2 separate regions of the Homo sapiens genome follow, and region 1 is linked to region 2. A link is an interaction called in ENCODE POLR2A ChIA-PET data of the cell type or tissue named here. Cell type or tissue: OCI-LY7. All regions are shown on one strand.

Region 1 (5,000 bases), 240 kb before region 2:
GTTAGAATTAGCAGACACATACATTTAAAATGTTATTGTTACTATATTCCATATGTCCAGAAAATTGAGTAGACACATGGAAGATATCTTTTTTAACTCAAATCAAACATCTAAAGATGAAGATACTGGAGAAAAAATGAACTTGAAGATATAATAATAGAAACTATCCAAATATGAAACATAGAGAAAAAAAGAAAATGAATTTTTAAAAAACCATTGGTAGCTGTGAGACAACTTCAAGCAGCCGAACATATGTGTATTTAGAGTCTTCCATGGAAAAGAGAAAGAGGAGGAAAAAGAACAAATATTTTAATAAATAACCTCAAAAACTATCCAAATTTGATGAAAACTATAAATCCACAGTCTAAAAAGTTCAATGAACCCTGAACACAAAAAATGTGAGGAAAACTGCATAAGAATACATCATAATAAAATTGCTAAAAGCCGGTGATAAACAGAAAGTCTTAAAAGCAGCCAAAGTAAAAGCAAACACTATGTTCAGATGAAGAGACATCAAGATAAGAGCATATTTTTTGTTGGAAACAATGCAAGTGAAAAGACAGGAGAGTAATATATTTAAAGTACTAAAGGAAGAGAAAACTGTCAACTTAAAAATCTATACCTGAGAGATAATATCTTTGAAAATATCAATGAAAATAAAAGATTATTTTCGAAGTCAAAATAAAGATTATTTTCAGACATACAAAAGCCACAGGAATTTATCTCAAACATACCAACAAATAATTAAGTTGAACAAATTCCTAATATTTGAAAACAAAAAAAATCACTTTCTAAATAATTCATAGGCCTAAAAAAATTAAAAGAACAAATTCGAGTGTATTTTAAACAGAATAAAAATGAAAGTGTGTTTTAAAAAGAATAAAAATAGAAGTGCAATTGTTATGGGTTAAATTGTGCCCTCACCCCAAATTATGTTCTTACCCTTAGTACACCAAAATGTGACTTTATTTGAAAATAGGATCATTACAGGTATAATCACTTAAGTTAAGATAAGGTCATACTGGATAGGGAAGGCTCTTAACCCAGTTTGGTTGGTGCCTTTGCAAGAAAAGGAGAAAAGACACACACAGAGAGAATACCAACTGATGACAGAGACAGAAATTAGAATGATAAACCACCAAGCTAAGGAATACCAAGGATTGTTACCACCACCAGAAACTAAGAAAGGACAAGGAAAGATTCTGCCCAGTGACTGCAGGAGAACATTTTGGTGACATTTCGACTCTGGACTTCTAGCCTCCAGAACTGTGAGAGAATAAATTACTGTTGTGTTAAGTGATGCAGCATGTGGTACTTTGTTACAGAAACCCTAGAAACTAATATAACATATCAAAATGTATGGGATGCCCTTAAAATAGTACTTAACATTTAATTTAACCTACTTAATATTTATACTTGAAAATAAAAGTGATCTTGTCAATGACATTAGCTTCCAAAGCAGGAAGAGGAGAAGGAAAAAAATAAGTATCTGTGCAGAAATCAATTATCTAGAAATCACGAAACAAGTCAATGAAACCCAAAACCCAAAACTCAAAACAGCATGGTACTGGTACCAAAACAGATATATAGACCAATGGAACAGAACAGAGGCCCCAGAAATAACACCACACATCTACAACCATCTGATGTTTGACAAACCTGATAAATACAAGCAATGGGGAAAGGATTCCCTATTTAATAAATGGTGATGGGAAAACTGGCTAGCCATATGCAGAAAACTGAAACTGGATCCCTTCCTTAAACCTTACACAAAAATTAACTCAAGATGGATTAAAGACTTAAATGTAAGACGTAAAACCATAAAAACCTTAGAACAAAACCTAGGCAATACCATTCAAGACATAGGCATGGGCAAGGACTTCATGTCTAAAACACCAAAAGCAATGGCAACAAAAACCAAAATAGACAAATGGGATCTAATTAAACTGAAGAGCTTCTGCACAGCAAAAGAAACTATCATCAGAGTGAACAGGCAACCTAGAGATTGGGAGAAAACTTTTGCAATCTATCCACCTAACAAAGGCTAATATCCAGAATCTACAAAGAACTTAAACAAATTTACAAGAAAAAAACAAACAACTTCATCAAAAAATGGGTGAAGGATATGAGCAGACACCTCTCAATTGAAGACATTTATGCAGCCAACAAACTTACGAAAAAATGCTCATCATCACTGGTCATTAGAGAAATGCAAATCAAAACCACAATGAGATACCGTCTCACACCAGTTAGAATGGCAATCATTAAAAAGTCAGGAAACAACAGATACTGGAGAGGATGTGGAGAAATAGGAATGCTTTTACACTGTTGGTAGGAGTGTAAATTAGTTCAACCATTGTGGAAGACAGTGTGGTGATTCCTCAAGGACCTAGAATAAGAAATACCATTTGACCCAGCAATCCCATTACTGGGTATATACCCAAAGGATTATAAATCATTCTACTGCAAGGACAGATGCACACGTATGATTATTGCAGCACTGTTCACAATAGCAAAGTCTTGGAACCAACCCAAATGCCCATCAATGATAGACTGGATTAAGAAAATGTGGCACATATACATCATGGAATACTATGCAGTCATAAAAAAGGATGAGTTCATGTCCTTTGCAGGGACATGGATGAAACTGGAAACCATCATTCTCAGCAAAGTAACACAGGAACAGAAAACCAAACACCGCATGTTCTCACTCATAAGTGACAGCTGAACAATGAGAACACATGGACACAGGGAGGGGAGCATCACACGCTGGGGCCTGTCAGAGGGTGGGGGGCTGGGGGAGGGATAGCATTAGGAGAAATAGCTAATGTAAATGACGAGTTGATGGGTGCAAGAAACCAGCACGGCACATGTATACCTATGTAACAAACCTGCATGTTATGCATATGTACCTCAGAATTTAAAGTATAATTTAAAAAAGAAGAGGAAAGAAAATTTACATTCTAGCCAGACTGATCAGAAAAAAAAACAATGAAAGAGAAGACACAAGTTACCAACATAAAAAATGAGAGAGGTAGCACCACTATAAATTCTATGAATATTTAAAGAATAATAAGAAAACATTGTGAACATATTTGTGGCAACAAATTGACCAATTTAGATGAAATGAAAGATTCAATATTATTGAGATGTGTATTCTCCCCAGTTTATAGATTCAACACAATCCCAATCAAAATCCTAGCAAGGCTGTAGAAACTTACAAGCTGATTCTAAAATTTATATGGAAATGCAAATAATCTAAAATACTCAAAACAACCTTGAATAAAAAGCCAAAATAGGAGAATTGACACTACACATGATATGAAGATTCATGATAAAGCCATAGTAATCAAGATGATGCTATTGGCATCACACAAGATAAACATGTAGATCAATGAAACAAAAAGTGCTCAGAAATAAGTTCACACGTGTATGGACAATGACTTTCAACAAAGATGCAAAGGCACAATTAATTGGAAAAGGACAGTCTTTTCAAAAAGAGTACTGGAAAAATTTAATTTCCATATGGAATAAACAAACTTTGATCCATATCTCACACTGTATAAAAAATTAATTCAAAATAGATTATGCATTTAAATGTAAAATCTATAAGAAGTATAAAAACTTCTAGAATACAGCATAGGAGAAAATTTAGGTGACTGAGTTAAACAAGGTTTTATTACTTACTATACAAAAAGAACAATTTATAAAAGAACATGTGTTAGTCCATTTTCATGCTGCTGATAAAGACATACCCAAGACTGGGCAATTTACAAAAGAAAGAGGTTTAATTGGACTCACAGTTCCACATGGCTGGGGAGGCTTCAAAATCATGGTGGAAGGCAAGGAGGAGCAAATTATGTCTTATGTGGATGGCGGCAGGCATAGAGAGCGAGCTTGTTCAGGGGAACTCCCATTTTTAAAAAACATCAGATCTCAGAGACTCACTCACCATCACAGGAACAACACAGGAAAGAGCCGCCCCCATGATTCAACCACCTCCCGCCAGTTTCCTCCCATGGCATGTGAGAATTGTGGAAGTTACAATTCAAGATGAGATCTGGGTGGGGACACAGCCAAACTATATCATAACACATTTATAATTTTTACTTCATCAAAACTTAAAACTTCTGCACTTCAAAAGGCTTTTTAAAAATTTTTTGAGACGGGACTGGAGTGCAGTGGCACAATCTCAGCTCACTGCAGCCTCCATCTTCTACAATCCTCCCACCTTAGCTTCCCAAGTAGCTGGGACTACAGGTGTGTACCACTACATCCAGCCAACTTTTTCTTTTTTTTGGTAAAGATGAGGTCTCACTATATTGCCCAGGCTGATCCCCAACTCCTGGACTCAAGCAGTCCTCCACCTCAGCCTTGCAAAGTGCTGGGATTACAAGCATGTGCCACTGTGCCTGGCCAAAAGACTATTAAAGATTAAAAATACTATTAAAATAATTTTAAAAAGCAGCTTAACTAATGAAATAAAATATTTACAAATCATGTATCTGATAGGGGAATTTTACTCAGAATATATAAATAACTCTAAATCTCAATAATTAAAAAACATAATCCACTAAAAATATGGGCAAAATATTTTAGTAAACATTTAACTAAAGAAAATATACATGACAAGAGAATTTTTAAAAATCCTCAATAACATTAGTCACTAAGATAATGCAATTTAAAATCACAATGAGATTACAAATACAAACCTATTAAAATGGCCAAAATTTGAACCCCTGAACATACCAAGTGTTGGAAAGGATGTGAAGGAATTGAAACTCTTGTTTGCAGCTGGTGAGACTGCAAAATGGTGGGATGACTCTGTAGAGCATTTTGGCAGTTTCTTAAATAGTTAAAAATACACCCACCATATGATCCAGCTATTCTACGTCTAGATAGTTACCCAAGAGAAATTTTAAAATATTTTCATACAAAGATACATATGAATGTTTACAGCAGCTTTACTTGTAATAGCCAAAATTGAGAAGCAACCAAAA
Region 2 (5,000 bases):
CCACCCACTGAATTGATTCTCTCACACTAAAGAGTGGCAACCCACTGTTTGAAAAGCACTCAATGGGATGCCCTTTATTTTTCTAACCCTGTAATTCAATATAGAGAGACTCTGAATTGAGGACAAGCCTGATGAGTTTGAGGTATGGAATAAAGGAATCTGATCGGCTCCGGGTTTGTTGTGTTTTTAAATCTTCCTGTGTGTTCATTCTCTTCACCACAGAGAGGACTCTATTATCTTTGCTCAAAGAGCAGACAGTGCTCTAGCTGTTTTCCCCTGCTTAGCTTTGATCCCTGCAGCCATGCTCAGCCCTTCCCCCAAGCCCTCCCTTCCAGATGGATTGAGGCTGTTGAGACTCCAGGGGTGTTCGGGGCTGGGAGCCTGCTGAGTGTTCCCTGTTCCCACCTCCAATCTGCTCCATCCTCCAGCTGCATTTCATTCCGGATCTACCAGGTTAATGGGATTATCGTTCTTCTCTGTTATTCTGTTATTTCATATAGGGTGAATCAGTTTGTTCCTGGGACAATTTTTAGATGGTTGCTGAGATGACAAAAATGGATGGGGATTTTATTTTAGGAATAAGTGTTCTTCATCAGCCAGGATTTAATCTGGGAAGAATTTATTCACTCTCAAATGGGTTACTTTTTGAAGTGACTTAAAAATAAGATTTTTTTGGCTGGGTGTGGTGGCTCACACCTGTAATCCAGCACTTTTGGAATCTGAGGCAGAAGGATTGCTTGAGCCCAGGAATTCAAAACCAGCCTGGGCAACATATTGAGACCCAGTCTCTATTATTTAAAAAAAAAAAATTTAAATAAGATTGTTTTATCAGATAAAAGCAAAGCATACCTTAAGGCACAACTCATGTTTTAATGCCTATATCATCATCGAATCAACCATACAACATTTTAGCTTCAAATTTTAATTTTGGTTAGAAAGATAAAGTGATAGACTGATTATATCATTTATTTTATTCATTATATTCAACAACATTTGCTCAGTACTTATTGGATACAGAGCACATTTATTGACCTCAAGATATCTAGACCTTTAGAAGGGAGTTTTTTTTAAATGCCTACAGATAGCCATTATATAAAATAAGATTTTAATAAGTGACTATACACAGTATAGTTCATAGCCTAATCATAGTATCTCCTCCTTTTCAGAACTTGTAAGAGTGAAAAGAGAAATTACTCATTCCTAGTGTATCTGTTTTTTCAGGACATGAGATTGCCAAATTTCTGTATTCTTCATTTTAATTAAATGCATGATTGATTGACTGAATGGATGCTGACTGTCTATTTGGTGCCATGTGCTATAAATGTGATGAAATGATCTTCCTATTGATCTTTCTTTGGTTTCTTGATGTTTGTCTCAAAAGAATTGACTTCCCAATACCTGGAACGCATGAGGGTGGAGAGAGACTGAAAAATGGAAAGAAAGAGGCATGAAATAAGGCTACTGGGGACTCGGGTTTTTCCTTCCTCTCTGATTGTCCAAATCCAATAGAAATATAAAGTGAGGCTGGGTGCGGTGGCTCATGCCTGTAATCCCAGCAGTTTGGGAGGCCAAGGTGGGTGGATCACCTGAGGTCAGGAGTTTGAGACCAGCTTGGCCAACATGGTGAAACCCCATCTCTACTAAAAATGCAAAAAATTAGCCAGGAGTGGTGGAACACACTTGTAATCCCAGCTACTCGGGAGGCTAAGGCAGGAGAATCGCTTGATCCTGGGAGACAGAGGTTGCAGTGAGCCGAGATCACACCACTGCACTCCAGCCTGGGCAATAGAGCAAGACTCCATCTTGGAAAAAAAAAAAGACATATAAAGTGATATAAAATATAAAATTTTAAACTATAGTAGCTACAATTGAAAAAGTCAAAAGAAACATAAAATTTATTTTTAACAACATATCTTGTACAATCTAATATATCTAAAATATTATCTTTACAATGTGAAATCAACATAAAAAACATTAGTGAGATATTTTACATTCTTTCAGGTATTTTTGGACTATTATCTTCAAAACCTGGCATGTATTCTTCACTAACAGCACATCTCAATTTTGATTAACCATATTTCTTGAGTTCAGTAACCACAAATCACTAGTGGCTGTCATATTGAACAACATAGCCTAGATAAAGAAGCAAAAGTCAAGGAAAATCTAGATAGTTAATAAATTTCTTTAATATTTAGAGGAAGGGACTCTTACTTCATGGGGTAGGAGGAAACCTGAAAACCAGTTTTCTCTTTCTGCTGATGGAGAAATGGGAGTTGCCAACTCAAGATCCACTCCTTTCTCTTCCAGCCTCTCAGACGTGGGGAAATGAGATAGAGCTGGAGCTGAACCTCTCCTACTTCTCTCCAGCACCCCAGAATTAAATCTGCTCTGAGGAAAATAAAGGCAACTCTACAGTCCTCACATTAGTATCATGACTTGCAGTTGATAAATGCTTTCATGTACAATATATCATTGGATATTTAATCATACTGTGACGTGGTCAGTCGAAGTATTACTATTCTCACTTTATAGATGAATGATCTGGGCCTCAGGGAGATTAAATGGCTTGCTCCAAAGTAGCACAGTTAGTATCCAAGTGTTTTGAAATTTAACCTAGTGTATGTCTCACTAAACCAGAGCTGCCTGGCAAAAGGAAGTTAAGAAAATATTTACAGAAGTATGATTTTTTTTTCTTCTCTGGACACATTTCATCTACTCCACACCCGCCCCCCACAAAAAATAAAAGAAAAGAAAAAAACCACTGGTGATCATTTTGCAGAAATAACCTCTTGGCCAATTGAGCTTTTAACTGGGTTTTTGTATTTTTTTTTAAGTTGGACCTCATTGTCTAGTGTAGCAATTTAGAACATCTAATTATTGACAGCAAGTCAGCATATTACAAAGGCAGAGTTTTTGCATTGGCTCTGAAATGTGTTGCAATCATTTTTGTCTGGGAAAACAAACAAAAGTGGATAGGCAGCATGGTTGTTACATGAGATGCTGGCTGAGTCCCAGGCCCTAGGACATTGGCTTACCTACCAACAATACCTCCCTTTCAGGCGATGCCAACTGTTTTATGAGAAGATCACAGTTCTCTGGAAGTGAGCTTTTGTGTTTTGCTCTAATCAGCAGGATCCAACTTTACTACTGTCATGGAGGGAATTACAGTAATTCTACCAACTTTTGAGGCAACCTTCTTCTGACACTGTGTGAAACAGACTGAAAAGACTCTAAAGATGGAGAGAGCTCAATGCTTGAGAAAAGGAATTCTGTCCTTTGAAAGGTCTCTAGAACAAAGGGTATGCAATATGTTTATCACTTCAACTTCAGAAACATAATAGGCTCTAGAAACACATTCTCATTGATCTGTTTCTACTGCTTCTGTTTTTTTTTTTTCTGCTTCACCCAATCGTCTTCCTATTTTTATCTCTTTCATTCCACTCTGGAGCCATGTTGCTTGGTCAGGCCACCCTTCAAAATAAATGATTTTTTCCCTCTTTCATGTTATACCTGTTTTCTTAATTCTTGGCTGTTACTTTTCTCAGTTAACCTTTGGCAAATCATAATGAAATTAAATTTAGCTGGTTGTAGAGAGAAAGAGTCATTGTAGAAGTTGGGATGGTCTGGAAGTGAATTAAAAAGTATTTTGATAGCCCTCAGAATGTGGACAAAAATAGTAAAAATCCAGCTGGGAGTCAGTGTATCTATTTTATGTCATTTGCAGTAAATTGTTGGGCGTCTCCTTGTAGCTGCCACAATAATGCTAATGATGGTGACTTCTTGCTCGAAGTGCTGAGTGTTGAATCCTTTGCCCCAGTTATGTGCCACATACTGATTTCCTTAGCAGTAGACAAATACTGGAAACACAAAAGGCAGAAGCCATGTCCTACTAAGCCATTCCCTTTGTCTAGTTTATCACTCAGTTCTGTCTATTCTTTCCTTCCTCTGTGGGAAATGGGGAGTTCATAAATGGTAATAACAAACTTGCAGAAAAATGTTAAGATAGAAACTTTTGTAGCAGCCAGCATTTTTCTTAGAGGAGGTCAAAGCATAAAGAAATAAACTGATCAGCCTCTGTTCCTATCTCCCCCAAAAACTCCTTCTCTAGATATCCTACTCTCAGAAACTAGTAATCAGGCATTATGAAAAATTACTTAATCCACTGGGCCAATTCATGTAGCTTATCAGCTATCTGCCTTTAGACTGAAAAAAAAAATAGCCAAATTATTTACTTGCAAATCCAGAAAGTAGGTGAAGTTCTTTAGCAGTTTAATGTTACTATAACAGTCTAATTCACAGGAGCACACACATTTATAAAATTGTCATCTGCACGAGTTGGCACACCCACATGAGAGAAATGTCATCCATGACAATGGGGCTATCAGGTCTTTTATAGCATACATTCTACTATAAATTTATAGGGATCAAGGAAAAACTTCTCTTTGCCATCTGAAGGCTTACTGAAAAATCAACTGACAAAAGGCAGATTAATAGGCAAAATGGCCTACAGATGTGTTAGTGAGCATGAGGGAGAATCACAGAATGATTGTCCAATATCCCAGTGAGGTACAGATGGTTGTATATACTTCTTAGGGGAAAGACAGATAGAGACGTGTAGATGATTTTTAGGGGATTTCGATGGGCCTGGAGAACCTACAGTGGCCTGGGATAAAGTCTTTTGGGCCAGCAGAGCAGACAATAGTTTGTGACCAGTCTGTCCAGGCGTGTTGATAGAATTCAGTCTTTCTTCCCATGAGTTCAGTTAATAAAAACTCAGGGAAGGGGCCAGAAGTAATTGTTTTCTTCATTGTCAGGTCCAAAATGTAGGCAAATAAGGAATTTCAGGGGACAACTTCATCCTGCAAGGAGGATTAAGAGACAGGACAGGGAGGAGGTCCAAGAGACCTTGAGGCTTCTTTTTCAGTTCAGCATGTCAAAGTGCCATATTTTGGGGTATCCGTTTCTAAGCTCTAACACATTCAAAGTACCTCAAAAGAACC

The links. ChIA-PET counts read pairs that join two places held together with the same protein. Peaks named below come from ENCODE experiments on the same cell type or tissue, not always from the same donor. Only the 100,000 strongest peaks of a DNase experiment are listed, where the experiment ranks them.
Region 1: POLR2A ChIA-PET joins it to region 2 with 6 read pairs; 2 of 35 experiments call an interaction of 5 or more read pairs at or near these places.

What each region holds. Positions count from the first base shown.
Region 1 is chr21:17,202,211-17,207,210 of GRCh38, forward strand. All of the region lies in intron 1 of LOC107985511 (a long non-coding RNA gene), which reads left to right. Among named protein-coding and RNA genes, the nearest start is that of LINC01549, 230 kb to the right of the region's middle. In OCI-LY7, no CTCF peak of the experiment used is centred here; no DNase peak of the experiment used is centred here.
Region 2 is chr21:17,438,545-17,443,544 of GRCh38, forward strand. LINC01549 (long intergenic non-protein coding RNA 1549) reads left to right here and starts at 346. Exons shown (of 4, transcript NR_037586.1): 1 at 346-453; 2 at 3,130-3,299. RefSeq lists an enhancer at 1-558. In OCI-LY7, no CTCF peak of the experiment used is centred here; no DNase peak of the experiment used is centred here; H3K4me3 peaks cover 118 bases.